2 separate regions of the Homo sapiens genome follow, and region 1 is linked to region 2. Evidence: read pairs that join two places in POLR2A ChIA-PET (ENCODE). Cell type or tissue: OCI-LY7. All regions are shown on one strand. Each heading gives the region's core, and the rest is flanking DNA. Links, peaks and the distances in the headings are about the cores only. Region 1 holds the start of LOC124904107 (U6 spliceosomal RNA). Region 2 holds the start of ARL5C (ARF like GTPase 5C).

What was found. ChIA-PET counts read pairs that join two places held together with the same protein. Peaks named below come from ENCODE experiments on the same cell type or tissue, not always from the same donor. Only the 100,000 strongest peaks of a DNase experiment are listed, where the experiment ranks them.
Region 1: POLR2A ChIA-PET joins it to region 2 with 6 read pairs; 2 of 35 experiments call an interaction of 5 or more read pairs at or near these places.

Annotation. Positions count from the first base shown.
Region 1 is chr17:39,476,803-39,485,237 of GRCh38, reverse strand. The region is part of intron 2 of CDK12 (cyclin dependent kinase 12); the gene reads right to left. It overlaps LOC124904107 (U6 spliceosomal RNA), which reads left to right and starts at 2,650; the gene lies at 2,650-2,752. In OCI-LY7, for the core only: no CTCF peak of the experiment used is centred there; no DNase peak of the experiment used is centred there.
Region 2 is chr17:39,165,018-39,173,452 of GRCh38, reverse strand. It overlaps ARL5C (ARF like GTPase 5C), which reads left to right and starts at 7,292. Exons shown (of 6, transcript NM_001143968.1): 1 at 7,292-7,738; 2 at 8,314-8,374. The coding sequence starts at 7,693. RefSeq lists enhancers at 6,862-7,663, 7,664-8,435. In OCI-LY7, for the core only: no CTCF peak of the experiment used is centred there; DNase peaks (open chromatin) are centred at 232, 3,202, 5,722, 6,342 and 1 weaker place; H3K4me3 peaks cover 2,919 bases; H3K27ac peaks cover 6,326 bases.

The sequences.
Region 1 (8,435 bases), core at 380-8,379, 310 kb before region 2:
AGATTAGGTACTCTCTTATCCACAATGCCTCAAACCAGAGTGTCTGAACTTTTTTTTTTTTTTTTTTTGAGACAGAGTCTCGCCCTGTCGCCCAGGCTGGACTGCAGTGGCGCGATCTCAGCTCACTGCAAGCTCCGCCTCCTGGGTTCACGCCATTCTCCTGCCTCAGCCTCCCGAGTAGCTGGGACCACAGGCACCCACCATCACGCCTGGCTAATTTTTTGTATTTTTAGTAGAGACGGGGTTTCACCATGTTAGCCAGGATGGTCTCGATCTCCTGACCTCGTGATCCGCCCGCCTCGGCCTCCCAAAGTTCTGGGATTACAGGCGTGAGCCACCGCACCCGGCCTGAGTGTTTCAAATTTTTAAAATTTTTAGATTTTGGATTATTTGCATTATACTGGATGAGCATATTCAATGCAAAAATCTGAATACTGAAATGCTCCAATGAGCATTTCCTTTGAGTATCATGTCAGCGCTAAAAATGTTCCTGATTTTGGAGGATTTCTAGATTTTTGGATTAGGGATATTGAACATGTATGAAAAATGTATACTGCTTCTAAAATATTACATTTTTAGCATGTTTATTTCAAGACAGAATGAGTATTTGATAGGTTATGTCCTACCAGTTCAGGATATACAATTTGAATAGAGGTCAAATCCTGTTTCAGTAAATTCCAATGTACTAAAAACCTTGAAAATTTAATGACAGCCTCAAAACTACAATGCTTAACATTATCACCTTTAGCATAGGACACTCAGTATTATAAAGGGTTGCGGACATGTGGTACATGCAAAGTGAGTCTATCATAGGGGAGCAGATACTATACATCACAGTCATTACTTGAAAAGTCACTACCAGGAAGCGCTGATGTACCCTAACTATATCAGTATTTCCTAGTTCCCCATTTATACCTATACACAAATTCACATGTGGTAATTAGGTTTCATAATACATGTGTAATTTAAAAACCTACCAAGCTCTAGGACTGCCAAACTTTTAGAATATGAATAGTATTTTGGAATCTGAACTGAATCTGTGGGTGTAATGGAAACACTTCTAATAAAAATACTGTTAATAAAAAAAGAATATAGACCAGGAATGGTGACTACGGCCTGTAGTCCCAGCTCTTTGGAATGCCGAGGTAGGCATATCACTTAAGGCCAGGAGTTTGAGACCAGCATGGCCAACATGGTGAAACCCTGTCTCTTCTAAAAATACAAAAACTTAGCCAAGTGTGGTAGCTCATGCCTGTAATCCCAGCCACTTGGGAAGTTGAGGCATGAGAATCACTTGAACCTGGAGGCAGCAGTTGCAGTGAGCCAAGATCATGCCACTGCACTCCAGCCTGGGCAACAGAGCAAGATCCTGTCTCAAACAAAAAAAAAAGAAAAAATATAAAATTTATAAATATTTACGCCAGGGGTGGTGGCTCACGCCTGTACTCTCAGCACTTTGGGAGGCCAAGGTAGGCGGATCATGAGAGTAAGAATCCGCCTCAAAAAATAAATAAATAAATAAATAAATAAATAAATAAATAAATAAATTGTAACTGTTTAAAAAACACTAAATTTTTCAATGAGATAATTTGCCCATTTTAACAGCGTAAACTACTTTAAATATAATCCTTTATCTCCTTCCCCTTGAAGTTGGTTGTTTAAAACATGATTTCAGACCAGGCACGGTGGCTCATGCCTGTAATCCTAGCACTTTAGAAGGCCAAGGAAGGTGTATTCCTTGTGTCTAGGAGTTCTACTACCCTGGACAACACAGTCAAACTCCATCTCTACAAAAAAGTACAAAAATTAGCCAGGCATGATGGCACGTGCCTGTAGTCCAAGCTACTTGAGAGGCTGAGGTGGAAAGATCGCTCCAGCCTAGCAGGTAGAGGATACTGTGAGCTGTGCACAGGCCACTGAACTCCAGCATGGGCGACAAAGGGAAAACTTGTCTCTTAAAAAAAAAAAAGAAAAGAAACAGTGATTTCACCACTATTTACAAACTTTTATCAAAAATTTAGTTGAGCCAGGGCGAGGTGGCTCACGCCTGTAATGCCAGCACTTTGGGAGGCCAAGGCGGGTGGATCACTTGAGGACAGGAGTTCGAGACCAGCCTGACCAACATGGTGAAACCCCGTCTCTACGAAAAATACAAAAATTAGCCAGGCGTGGTGGCACAAGCCTGTAACCCCAGCTATTCAGGAGACTGAGGCAGCAGAATCACTTAAATCCAGGAGGCGAAGGTTGCAGTGAGCCGAGATCATGCCACTGTACTCCAGCCTAGAGGACAGAGTGAGACTCCGTTTCAAAAAAAAAAAAAAAAAAAAATTTAGTTGAGGCAGGCATAGTGGCTCTCACCTGTAATCCCAGCACTTTGAAAGGCTGAGGCAGGTGGATTGTTTGAGGCCAGGAGTTAGATAACAGCCTAGCCAATATGGCATAACCCCTCTCTACTAAAAATACAAAGATCAGCCAAGCATGGTGGCACATGCCTGTAATCCCAGCTGCTTGGGAGGCTAAGGCACAAGAATTGTTTGAACCTGGGAGGCGTAGGTTGCAGTGAGCTGAGTTCATACCACAGCACTCCAGCCTGGGTGACAGAGAGACACTCTGCCTCAAAAAAAAAAAAAAAAAAAAATGTAGTTGATTGTTCACTTTGGCAGCACATACACTAAAACCGTAACAATACAGAAAAGATTATCATGGCCCCTGCACAAAGATGACACAAATTCGTGAAGTGTTCCCTAAAAAAAAAAGTTTAGTTAAGTACATAAAAAATGGAAACCAAGCATCCCATTCTACTAGGAAAATCCTGGTTCATTTGGAGTTTACTGAACTTATAGAGATACAGCCTTTAAAAATAATGTAGACTCCCCTGAAGTTCAGTACGCTCCAAATGAACAAGGCTATTAGAAAAACAGAGCAAGGCCAGGTGCGGTAGCTCAGGCCTGTAATCCTAGCACTCTGAGAGGCCGAGGCGGGTGGATCACCTGAGGTCAGGAGTTCAAGACCACCTTGGCCAAAATGGTGAAACCCCATCTCTATTAAAAACACAAAATTAGCAGGGTGTGGTGGCACACGCCTGTAATCCAGCTACTCAGGAGGCTGAGGCAGGAGAATTGGTTGAACCCAGGAGGTGGAGGTTGCAGTGAGTGGAGATCACAACACTGCACTCCAGCCTGGGCTAAAAAAAGCGAAACTCTGTTAAAAAAAAAAAAAAAAGGCAAGCCAGGCTCATGCCTGTAATCCCAGCACTTTGGGAGGCCGAGGCGGGCAGATCACAAGGTCAGGAGTTTGAGACCAGCCTGGCCAACCTGGTGAAACCCCATCTCTACTAAGGATACAAAAAATTAGCCAGGCATGGTGGCGCTTGCCTGTAATCCCAGCTACTTGGGAGGGTGAGGCAGGAGAATCACTTCAACCCGGGAGGCGGAGGTTGCAGTGTGCCGAGATAGTGCCATCGCAGTCCAGCCTGGGCAACAGGATGAGACTTTGTCAAAAAAAAAAAAGAAAAAAGAAAAGAGAAAGAGAGAGAGAGAGAGAGAGAGAGAGAGAGAGAGAGAGAGAGAGAGAGAGAGAGAGAGAGAGAGAGAGAGAGAGAGAGCGCGCGAGCGAGCAAGCACATAAGTGCTGGGCGCAGTGGCTCACACGTGTAATTCCAGCACTTTGGAAGACCAAGGTGGGCAGACTGCTTGAGCTCAGGAGTTCGAGACCAGCCTGTGCAACATGGCAAAACTTGGTCTCTACCAAAAATGTAAAAAAAAAAACAGCCGGGCATGGCTTGTGATTGTAGTCCCAGCTACTCAGGAGGCTGAGGCCAGGAGGTGGAGATTGCAGTGAGGCAAGATCACGCCAGTGTACCCCAGCCTGGGTGACAGTGAGATTCTGCCACAAAAAAAAAAAAAAAAGAGAAAGAAGAAAAGAAGACTTTAAAAATTCTATATGGTTAACTGAAATTTCTTTTTTTTTTTTCTTTTTTTTTTTGAGACGGAGTTTCGCTCTTGTTGCCCAGGCTGGAGTGCAATGGCGTGATCTCGGCTCACCGCAACCTCCGCCCCCCGAGTTCAAGGGATTCTCCTGCCTCAGCCTCCCAAGCAGCTGGGATTACAGGCATGGGCCACCAAACCCTGCTTATTTTGTACTTTTAGTAGAGACGGGGTTTCTCCATGTTGGCCAGGCTGGTCTCCAACTCCCGACCTCAGGTGATCCGCCGGCCTCGGCCTCCCAAAGTGCTGGGATTACAGGCGTGATCCACCACTCCCGGCTGGTTAACTGAAATTTCTAAGAAAAGTATACAGATGATCTACTTAAGGCAGAAATATATCCATTAATAGCTATGGTCATGTAGATTGTACTATGTTGGACGTGGGCTGCCTTGCTTCTTGAAATCAAGAATTATAGACCACAAATGAGAAAGGCTTTTGAAATACCATTAGCTGAATTCACTCTTGCATTTGATACCTGAGCTAGTACACTCCTATTCAAAATACATGTTTGAAAGAAAAGAAAAGTTTCGGCTGGGCGTGCTGGCTCACACCTGTAATCCCAGCACTTTGGGAGGCCAAGGCAGGTGGATCACTTGAGGTCAGAGGTTCGAGATCAGCCTGGCCAACGTGGTGAAACCCTCTCTCTACTACACATACAAAAAATTAGTTGGAATCCCAACTACTTGGGAGACTGAGGAAGGTGGATCGCTAGAACCCAGGAGGCAGAGGTTGCAGTGAGCTGAGATCGCACCATTGCACTCCAGCCTGGGCAACTAGCAAAACTCTCAAAAAAACAAAACAAAACAAAAAAAAAACTAGCTGGGCATGGTGGTACATGCCTGTAATCCTAGCTACTTGGGAGGGTGACGCAGGAGAATCACTTGGGATTCAGAGATGGAGATGGAGGTTACAGTGAGCCAAGATCACGCCACTGCACTCCAGCCTGGACGACAAAGTAAGACTCTGTCTCGGAAAAAAAAAAAAAAAGTAAAGTTTCATTCTTTTCCCAAAATGACACTAAATCCTCTAGGCTGGACACGGTGGCTCGCGCCTATATCCCAGCACTTTGGGAGGCCCAGATGAGTGGATCACATGAAGTCAGGAGATTGCAATCAGCCTGGGAAAGATGGTAAAACCCCGTCTCTACTAAAAATATAAAAATTAGCTAGGCGTGATGGCGGGGGCCTATAATCCCAGCTACTCAGGCAGCTGAGGCAGGAAAATCGCTTGAACCCAGGAAGTGGAGGTTGCAGTCAGCCGAGATCACGCCATTGCACTCCAGCCTGGGCAACAAGAGCAAAACTCTGTCTTAAAAAAAAAAAAAAAAGCCAGTGCAGTGACTCACGCCTGTAATCCCAGGACTTTGGGAGGCCAAGGTGGGTGGAGCACCTGAGGTCAGGAATTTCAGACCAACCTGGCCAACATGAGGAGACCCTGTCTCTACTAAAAATACAAAAATTAGCCAGGCATGGTGGTGAGCACCTATAGTCTCAGCTACTTGGGAGGCTGAGGCAGGAGAATTGCTTGAACCCGAGAGGCGGAGATTACAGTGAGCCGAGATCATGCCACTGCATCCTAGCCTGGGCAACAGAGCAAGACTCTGTCTCGGGGGAAAAAAACAAAAAACAAAACAAAACAAAAAAAAACAGACAAATCCTCTAATGTAAGCTTTATGTTCTTTATGTGCACACTGACTTCTTTTACAAGTCCACTGTCATTTCACACAAGCCCTGATCCTGGCTCCATTAGAAGTTTTATTTACCCATCAATTAAAATAACCAACATTACTAATTGCATTCTGTATTCCACCCACAACATACTAAAAATGATGTGTAAGTCACATTCTCAACATTATGCTGCTGCAGTCTCGAGTGAGAAGATAAAACAGAGAATATAAGTGAGCTCCTTACAAAACTTTTAGATTTTTTTTTTTTTTTTTTTTTCAGACGGAGTCTCGCTCTTGTCGCCCAGGCTCGAGTGCAGTGGCATGATCGCGGCTCACTGCAAGCTCCGCCTCCCGGGCTCATGCCATTCTCCTGCCTCAGCCTCCCGAGCTGCTGGGACTACAGGGGCCCGCCACCATGCCCGGCTAATTTTTTGTATTTTTAGTAGAGACGGGGTTTCATCGTGTTAGCCAGGATGGTCTCGATCTCCTGACCTCGTGATCTGCCCGCCTCAGCCTTCCAAAGTGCTGGGATTACAGGTGTGAGCCACCGCACCCGGCCATTAGATTTCTTTCTAAAAAGCTTTCCTATGTAAAAATTACTTTTCATGTCAAAGATAGGAGCAGCTGGTACATGGATATGGAGCAGCTGGTACATGGATATAGCAGCACACACACACATACAAAATAGAAACAGAAACACATCATGAATTTAAAATAAAAAAATAAAATTGATAATGGAAGACATCCTCATCTCATTTTCTTTGATACAACATCTCACTGTTATCCAGGCTAGAGTGCAGTGGTGCGATCATGGCTCACTGTAGCTCTGACCTTCCAGGCTCCAGTAATCATCCCACCTCAGTCTCCCAAGTAGCTCAGACCACAGGTGCATGCTATCATGCCTTTTCTTGTTTAATGGTAGAAACAGGGTCTGGCTATGTAGCCTAAAACACATGGGCTCAAACAAGCCTCTTGCCTTGGCCTCCCAAAGGGCTGGGATTATAGGAGTGAGCCACAGCACCTGGTCTATTTCCGTTTTTCTACCTTTAATAATTTATTTATATGTAGAATACTGATAATAATCATGGCCAGGGCTGGGCACGTTGGCTCATGCTTCCAATCCCAGCACTATGGGAGGCCAAGGCAGGTGGATCACCTAAGGTCAGGAGTTCGGGACCAGCCTGGATGACATGATGAAACCCTGTCTCTACTAAAAATACAAAAAAATTATCCGGATATGGTGGCATGCGCCTGTAGTCCCAGCTACTGGGGAGGCTGAGGCAGGAGAGTCATGTGAACCCCAGAGGCAGAAGTTGCAGTGAGCTGAGATTGAGCCACTGCACTCCAGCTTGAGTGACAGCAGGAATCCATCTCAAAAAAAAAAATAATGGCCAAACTCAGTGGCTCACACATGTAATGCCAGCATTTAGGGATGCCAAGGTGGAAGGATCACATGAGTTGAGGAGTTTGGGACAAACCTGGGCAACATAGCAAGACCCCGTCTCTTAAAAAAAAAAAAAAAGAGGTGGAGGAGGAGATGGCTAAAAAAAAAAAAAATCATGTTTAAAAATAATTAGATGGGCCCGGTGCAGTGGCTCATGCCTGTAATCCCAGCACTTTGGGAGGCCGAGGCAGGCAGACCCCGAAGTCAGGAGTTCAAGACCAGCCTGGTCAATGTAGTGAAACCCCGTCTCTACTAAAAATACAAAAATAGGCGGGGTGCAGTGGCTCACGCCTGTAATCCCAGCACTTTGGGAGGCCAAGGTGGGCAGATCACGAGGTCAGGAGATCGAGATCATCCTGGCTAACACGGCGAAACCCCATCTCTACTAAAAAATACAAAAAATTAGCTGGGCGTGGTGGCAGGCGCCTGTAGTCCCAGCTACTCGGGAGGCTGAGGCAGAAGAATAGCGTGGACCCAGGAGGTGGAGCTTGCAGTGAGCCAAGATCGAGCCACTGCACTCCAGCCTGGGCGACAGAGCAAGACTCTGACTCAAAAAAAAAAAAAAAATAAATAATAAATAAATAAAAATAAAAATACAAAAATTAGCTGGGCACAGTGGCTCACGTCTGTAATCCCAGCACTTTGGGAGGCCAAGGTGGGTGGATCACCTGAGGTCAGGAGTTCGAGACCAGCCTGACCAACACAGTGAAACCCCGTCTCTACTAAAAATACAAAAAAATGAGCTGGGCATGGTGGCATGCGCCTGTAGTCCCAGCTACTTGGGAGGCTGAGGCAGGAAAATCGCTTGAACCCAGGAGGTGGAGGTTGTGGTGAGCCAAGATCGCGCCACTACACTCCAGCCTGGGCAACAGGGTGAGACTCACTCCAGCCTGGGCAACAGTGAGACTCCAGACTTCATCTAAAACAAAAACAAAAATAAAAACACTACAAAAATTAGCCAGACATGGTGGCACACACCTGTAGTCCCAGCTACTCAGGAGGCTGAGGCAGGAGAATCGCTTGAACCCTGGTGGTGGAGGTTGTGGTGAGCCAAGATGGCACCACTGCACTCCAGCCTGGGCAACAGAGTGAGACTGTCTCAAAAAATAATAATAATAATTAGATTAGGGCTGGACTTGGTGGTTCACGCCTGTAATTCCAGCACGTTGGAAGCCCGAGGCAGGTGGATCATTTAAGGTCAGGAGTTTGTAACCAACATGGTGAAACCCCCATCTCTAATAAAAATACACAAATTAGCCAGGCGTGGTGGTGGGCACCCGTAATCCAAGCTACTCAGGAGGCTAAGGCAGGAGAATCGCTTGAACTTGGGAGGCGGAGG
Region 2 (8,435 bases), core at 17-8,016:
TCTTGTGGCATCACTGTGCCCCAACACCTCAGGAGAGGGAGGGGCTGAGCTTCTGGCTCCACTAATGCCCCCCTCGTTCCTGCTAACCAGCTTTGGGGACAGGGAGGCAGACTACTTGTGGGGGCAGGTCAGAGAAAATCAGGGATTCTGCCAGTCCCAGACTGAAAGTCAGCAGGTGAGTGTACCCATTCCTCCCATCCCCAGCTGGCAGGATGTGGACTTCTGACAGTTACTGCAACCACCTGTGTCCTGCCTCACACAGTACCCTCAAACTATTTCCCCTCCCTCCTGGTTCTTTTTCTTTTTTTTTTTTTGAGATGGAGTTTTGCTCTTGTCGCCCAGGCTGAAGAGTGCAGTGGCGCGATCTCGGTTCACTGCAACCTCCGCCTCCCAGGTTCAAGTGATTCTCCTGCCTCAGCCTCCCGAGTAGCTGGGACTACAGGCACCTGCCACCACGCCTGGCCAATTTTTGTATTTTTAGTTGAGACAGGGTTTCACCATGTTGGCCAGGCTCCTGATCTCAGGTGATCCACCCACCTTGGCCTCCCAAAGTGCTGGGATTACAGGCATGAACCACTGTGCCCACCCTGGTTCTTGTTTTTTGTGCTGGTCGCCGTGGAGGACTAAAATTCCTGAGTCCGCTACCTGAGTGCTGAGGCCCAACATGAGTGAGTGTGTGTGTGTGTGTGTGTGTGTGTGTGTGTGTGTGTGTGTAGGGCAAAAGACATCCCCCAAGACCCTACAGATGAGGAGTTAGTGGATCAAAGGAAAGGGAAACTGGGCAGGCCCAGAGGTCAAGTGGCTGACCCCAGTTCCCTGGGGGAGCCAATGGCAAAGTTGATGAGAGCCTAGTCTCTGCCTCCCAGCATAGTGCATTTCCCACTGCCTTCCTACAGAATCATTCATTCCTGTGTTTCTTCCTTGAACAAATGTTTATTGAGCACCTCCTATGTACCAGGCACAAGTCTACGTAGGGGCCATAGATTATTTCAGCACAGCATAATGTGCTCTCTGCTGTGGGAGCACTGGGTACTGTGGGAGCATTGGGTACTGTGGGAACCTGAAAGAGGGGTTAGTCCCATAACCTGGGGAGGTCAGCTGAGGCTTCCTGGCAGAGGTGAGGCTTGAGTAGAATCTGGAAGCATGGTTAGCAGACAAATGGGGAAAGTGTTCAAGGCAGAGAAAGCAGGGGACATGCATGACATATTCTTGGCACCTCACCACCAAAGTGTGCTCTCAAGGTGAATTGGCAGGAGCAGGTCACAGTGGGCCTTGAGTCATGTTAAGGAGTTTGGGCTTTGTCCTGAAGCTCGTATGCAGAAATGGAAGGATTGTAAGCAATTAGCAAGATTGCTTTGTTTGCAGTTTGGCGCATAGATTGGAAGGCCTAGCTTAGAAACAGCTGTGATAATCCAGGTGCGAAAGGAGGGTTTGCCTTACGCCACAGCAGTGGGACTGGAAGGGAGGCAAAGAGGCCAGAGAGATCTAGCAGTTAGATGGCCGGGCTTGGTGGCTTATGCCTGTAATCCCAGCACTTTGGGAGGCTAAGGGGACAGGAATGCTTGAGCCCAGGAGTTTTAGACTAGTTTATGCAACATAGTGAGACCCACCTTTTTACAAAAAATTTTAAAAATTAGCTGCGTGTGTAGTCCCAGCTATTCGGGAGGCTGTGATAGGGAGGCTGAGGTATGGTGGATCTCTTGAGCCCAGGAAGTCAAGGCTGCAGTGAGCTATGATCACACCACTGCACTCCAGCCTGGATGACAGAGCGAGACCGTGTCTCAATAAAGAAATTAAATTAATAAATAAATGTTAGCATCTTGAGCTCTTGGAGAGCAAGTGGAGGCGGCTGATAAGAGAAAGGAAGGTGAGGCCGGGCACGGTGGCTCACGCCTGTAATCCCAGCACTTTGGGAGGCCGAGGTGGGTGGATCACAAGGTCAGGAGTTTGAGACCAGCCTGGCCAACATGGTGAAACCCCATCTCTACTAAAAATACAAAAATTAGCCAGGCGTGGTGGCGGCGCCTATAATCCCAGCTACTCGGGAGGTGAGGCAGGAGATTTACTTGAACCTGGGAGGCGGAGGTTGTGGTGAGCTGAGGTCACACCACTTCACTCCAGCCTGGGTAACAGAGGGAGACTCCGTCTAAAAAAAAAGAAAAAAAAAAAAAAAAGAGAGAGAAAGAGAGGTGGCCAGGTGTGGTGGCTCATGTCTGTAATCCCAGCACTTTGGGAGGCCGAGGCGGGCGGATCACCTGAGGTCAGGGGTTCAAGACCAGTTTGGCCAACATGGCAAAACCCTGTCTCTACTAAAAATACAAAAATCAGCCGGGTGCAGTGGCACACGCCTCCAGCTACTCTGGAGGCCAAGCAGGAGAATCGCTTGAACCCAGGAGGCGAGGCTGTGGTGAGCTGAGATCACACCACTGCACTCCAGCCTGGGTGACAGAGCAAGACTCTGTCTTAAAAAAAAAAAAAAAAAAAAAAAAAAGGGAGTGACTGCTGATGGTGGTCTTCTCAGCAAAAGCAGGTAAAAAAAAACAAAGAAGTTAGGGGCAGAAGTGATCAGTCCATCTTTGGTCAAAGTGGGTTTGAGGTGCCTGTGGGACATTCAAGAAGAGAAGCAGAGGCTGGGCGTGCTGGCTTGTGCCTGTAATCCCAGCACTTTGGGAGGACCAAGTGGGCAGATCAATTGAGGTCAGGAATTCGAGACCAGACTGGGCAACATGGTGAAACCTCATCTCTACTGAAAATACAAAAATTACCTGGGTGTGGTCGTGGGCGCCTGTAATCCCAGCTACTCAAAGGCTGAGGCAGGAGAATTGCTTGAACTCGGGAGGTGGAAGTTGCAGTAACTGAGAACACGCCACTGCACTCCAGCCTGGGTGACAGAGCGAGACTCTATCTCAAAAAAAAAAAAAAAAAAAAGAGAGAGAAGAGGAAAAGACAGCTGGGTACATGGTCTGGAGCTCCACAGAGAGGTCTGGAGTAGAGTCTGATGTTTTGAATCAATGTCAGGTATTATTAACTCCAGTTTACAAAGTTCAGAGAGGTTAAACTATTTGACCACAGTTATACAGCCATGAGGCAAGGATTTGAACTCAGATATATAGATGTCAAGTTCTGTGGTGCCTTTGACCCCCAAGTTCAGTGCTAATTCCCTTGTCCCAGGATGCATCAGCTTCTGCAAGCGGGGGCTGGGGGTTTGAGAAGGAGGAAGCAGGTGTCTGAGTGTATTTGTGCCCCATGTGCCTTCTGCCTGAAATTGCATTTGCAGCCCGGACACGGTGGCTCATACCTGTAATCCCAGCACTTTGGGAGGTCGAGGTGGGTGGATCACTTGCGGTCAGGAGTTCGCAACCAGCCTGGCCAACATGGTGAAACCTCATCTCTACTAAAAATACAAAAATTAGCCAGGCGTGGTGGTGGGTGCCTGTAATACCAGCTACTTGGGAGGCTGAGGCAGGAGAATCGCTTGAACCCAGGAGGGGGAGGTTGCAGTGAGCTGAGATGGAGCCACTACACTACAGCCTGGGCGATGGAGGGAGACTCTGTCTAAAAAAAAAAAAAAAAAAGAGAGAAAAGAAATTGCATTTGCCTGGAACTTGCAGGAAAGGCATTTCTAGCTGGCTTGGAGATAGCGAGAGATGGGGGCAGATTCTTGTTTCTTGGTAATCAGAAGCTCTCAATTAACTCTGGCTACACCATCAGCAAGTTAGTGGTTGTCCATGTGTGAGGATTTCGACAACCATGAAGTCAGCTGAGACCAGGCAGGAACTGAGGGACTGGGGACTTCTGCTACCTGGGACCCTTTGTTTCCTTCCCTGACTAGCTGCTCCTGTTTTTGCAGTGGGTTCTGTCCCAGAATGAGGTGATGTGGGAGAGGCCCAGGTCCTACATGTGGCTTAAGGTTTCCACTGTTCTACACTAAAGAGAACTAGGCTGAGGCCACCATGGTCCAGGGACAAGGGGCTGTCCCAGTTCAGTATCTTAGAGAAAAATTTTGTCTTAGCTCCAATAATCTTTTTGTGTCCGGAGTTGGTTCCTGCTGGTGGGGTTCGTGGTCTCGCTGACTTCAAGAATGGAGCCGCGGACCTTCGCGGTGAGTGTTACAGCTCTTAAAGATGGCACGGACACAAAGATTAAGCAACAGCAAGATTTATTGTAAAGAGCAAAAGAATGCAATAGAACTAAAGCTTCCACAGCGTGGAACGGGACCCGAGCACATTGCTGCTACTGGCTGGGAGGTGGCCAGCTTTTATTCCCTTATTGGCCCCGCCCATGTTCTGTTTCTGTCCTATCGGAGTGCGCTTTTTTCTTTTTCTTTTTTTTTCCTTTCTTTTCTTTTCTTTCTTTTTTTTTTTTTTTTTTTTTTTTTTGAGATGGAGTCCCACTGTGTTGCCCAGGCTGGAGTGCAATGGCGCGATCTCGGCTCACTGCAACCTCTGCCTCCCGGGTTCAAGCAATTCTCCTGCCTCAGCCTCCTGAGTAGCTGGGATTACAGGTGGGCACTACCACGCCCAGCTAATTTTTGCATTTTTAGTAGAGATGGGGTTTCACCATGTTGGTCAGGCTGGTCTCGAACTCCTGACCTCGTGATCTGCCCCCCTCGGCCTCCCAAAGTGCTGGGATTACAGGCCCGAGCCACTGCACCCTGCCAGAGTGCCCTTTTTTTCAATCCTCCCTGTGATTGGCTACTTTTAGGATCCTGCTGATTGGTGCGTTTTACAGAGTGCTGATTGGTGCATTTTCCAGAGCACTGATTGGTGCATTTTACAATCCTCTTGCTAGCTACAGAGCACTGATTGGTGCGTTTTTACAGAGCACTGATTGGTGCATTTTACAATCCTCTTGCTAGCTACAGAGCGCTGATTGGTGCGTTTTACAATCCTCTTGTAAGACAGAAAAGTTCTCCAAGTCCCCGCTCGACCCAGGAAGTCCAGCTAGGTTCACCTCTCATTTTCTTCAGAGAAGGGTGCCTTGCTTTCTTTCTAAATCAGGCCTTCCTACTGTCTCTCAGAGGGGTGTGTGTGTGTGTATCTGTCTCTCTCTCTAGACCACAAGCTCCATAAAGACCCAGACTGGGAATGGGAGCAGTGGCTCATACCTGTAATCCCAGCACTTTGGGAGGCTGAGGCGGGAGATTGTTTGAGTCCAGGAGTTGGAGACCAATGGCGAAGCCCATCTCTACAAAAAAAAAAAAAAAAAAAAAATAGCTGGGAGTGGTGGCTTTCACCTCTACTCCCAGCTACTCAGGAAGCTGAGGTGGGAGGATCACTTGAGCCTGGGAGGTTGAGGCTGCAGTGAGCCGCGATCCTGCCACTGGACTCCAGCCTGGGTGACAGAGCAAGGTTCTGTCTCAAAAAAACAAAACAAAACAAAACAAAACAAAAACATAAACACCTGGACTAGGTCTGTTTTGTCTACTTCATGTATTTCCTGGCTCATATTTGTCAAATGAATGAATGAACGAATGAATGCTTCTTAAGATCCAGGTCCTGGGCCTCAAAGTGGAGGCAGATCTTCTCGTCTGTTTTTCTATTTTCTTTTCTTTTTTTTTTCTTCTTTTCTCTTTTAATTATTATTTTTTTTAATCAGGCAGCTTCCAGAGCCAGAGTATGCTCAGAGAGATGCCCTCTCCTTGTCTGTTTACTGAATGTGTTTCCAGCTTGCAGAGTGTTACTTTCAATTCTGCAAAGAGGAGGTGGGGAGGGCAGCATGCACTAAGATGTTCCTCCCCGCATCCCACTAACCCCAGGAAACAGATGGTAAAATGCTTAAGACACTGCTGCTTCCCTCAGCACCCTTGGTGCCCCACCCCCCAGCCCCAGACTTGGCTCCTTCTCTCCTAAGGCTGAAATGCAATCAGCCCAGATGGGCTCTGGCAGTCAACTCTATCCTTCTAACTCTGGGCACCAAGCAGGGTGGGATGAAAGTCTGTATTTAGTCAGCTATTTTCCTTCTTCTTCCCGCAAACTTCCCAGCCTTCCTCAATCCTCTTAAACTTGTGTTCACATTCCTTTTTTAATACTCCAAGTGCCATTTCTCAGGCTGTAGCTTAACTCATTCTACATCAGTCTGACAGCAACACATTCCTCCTGTGTGCAGGGTTCTGGACCAGGCAGGGAGTGATTGGGCTGGCGGGGGAGGTCATATGCTGGTTAACAATATATGAATCCCACCCTGGTACTCACAGTTGATGGGAGGAAACAGACTTGCCCGTCTATAAGCCCAGTGTAGGGAGAAGCCCCATGTGGCTGGAGAACCAAGTCAGGGCTGGGGAAGCAGGTGGCTTTTATGGCAGGGCAGCTAATGGGTCTCAGGCATTCTCCTTTCTGAGAAGGTGAAAGGCACTCAAGGAGGAAATGCAGAAGCAAAGGCACCATCAGAAAGAGCCAGGCATGTATAGGCAGGAACCAGTAGATACAGAGCCTGGGAGATAAACCTGTGAAGGCAGGTGGGGGCTGTTCGTGGAAGCTCTTGAATGTCAAGTGGAGACTGATCTGAATCCAGTGAGCAATAGGGAGCCATTGAAGATCTATGAGCTGGGGGAGTTACAGACCCTGAGCTGTGCTTTAGGAAGGTTAATAGGGGCCATGGAGAGGATGCCTTGGGAAAGGAGAGGAAGATGCAGGGAGACCAGTTAGAAAGTTGTTACCTTAATGGAGGGTTGTTACCTTAGTGGAGGCTGCAGGAAGGCAGTACAGTCGGGTGGAAGGAGCTGGCTCCCTGGTGTGTTGGCTGGATCTCCTGCTAACCATTCCTGCAGCCTGAGGGCACGTTGCCTTTTGGACTTCTCCTTTTGTTATCTGATTTTTTGTTTTTTTCCCCCCAGCTTAAGCAAAGAAAGAAATTCACAAGCAACAGCAGGAAACTCCACCTTCCATTCCCTCCTCAGGCCTGGCCTCCTGGTTCTCTGTTGGCCCATGTACTCCTCTGCCAGGTATCTGGGGCCTCTCTGCAGGGTCTCCAGCCGGAGGATCTCTCTTCATGCTCCATCCTTGTCTTCAGGCGCCCACTTTTGGGGATCAGGAAGCTGTGCCTGGGCAGTAGGTTTGTCCGTGAATTGTAGGAGTACTGATTTATCCTAGAAGTTGCCAAGCATCAAGGGGAGACCCTGCCCTTCCCCAGGGGAATGCAATTTGAGTGGGCCCACAAGACCCACGCTAGTGAACCAACTGCACATCTGTGGAGGGTTGGAATATTCTCCCAGCTCAGAGAGGATCGGTGAGCCCTGTCTGTACTACACAGCTGGTAGGTACAGAAAGTGGGTCGCCTGGGGTTTTGCTTCAGTCTAGTGCCCTAGACATGGCACTCAGAGGAGGGAGAGCTGGGATCCGGTTCCGCGCGCAGTGCTGAGTCTCCCCTGATTTGCGGTAGTGGAGCAGTCCACCCGGAGAACTCAGGAGTTTTCGCAGGGCGAGGGGGAGGGCTGGAGCCTGGAACCCCCATATTCCTTGCACCTCTTGGGCCCGGGACAGGCAGCCCTTAGTCACTGGGGTGTCCATAGTGCCCACGAAGGGCCAGCGTCCCAGAGGGTTCCCAGGTCAGGTTGGTGACGTGTGGGGCTTCCCTAACTTCGTAGGCAAAATCTGCCAGACCCTCCCGGGGGAGCGGAGCTCCGAATACCAGGGCCGACTCCGCTCCTGAGGCCGCTGAGCCCTCCTGCACCTGTCCGGCCCGGGAAGTGCCATGGGACAGCTGATCGCCAAGTTAATGAGCATCTTCGGGAACCAGGGTAAGGGGCGCACAGGGCATCCAAGCGAGCGCTTTGATCTCGCCCTCTTCTGGGACTCCTCTGATCTGTGGTCGGACGCACGGGGGGACCTCGGGCTCCGAGGGTCGTATATGGGCGCTCCTCGACTGCCCCGCGGCCTCCCCTGCCCCCGTCCCTGCCTGCTCCTCTTGGGTCCCGGCGCTTCGGTGCGCCCCAGGACGCAAAGCTGGGCGACCCTCCTTTCTCCCCGCTAAACGGAGCCAGCGGCGGGGATGGGGGGCTGCTGCGAGTTTCCTGCGATTGTGACTTCGCGTTATGCTCTTTCTCTAAACACCGTCTCTTGGCAAGCCCCGAAGCGCCCCGGGCCTTTCAGACACTTTTCTGGAATGTGAAGGGAGGTGGGGGCTCAGCTGTCTTTTCCACCGTCCCGGAGTGGGGCAGGTGTCGGAGCTGGGTGGGAAGCAGACGCGGTACGGTGGGCAGAGGTCCCCAGCCTGCGGGGAGCGCTATCTCCTTCCTGGGAGGTCTGGTGGGGGCACACAGTCCCTTGGTCTTCGGGTTTGGCCCTGACGCTGCCCTTCCTCCGACGCTTCCAGAGCACACGGTCATCATCGTGGGACTGGACAATGAAGGAAAGACCACCATTCTCTACCGGTTGTAAGTGACTCTCGGGCGGGGAGGGTAGAGAGCTGGGCCTCCCACCAGACTGACAGGCAGG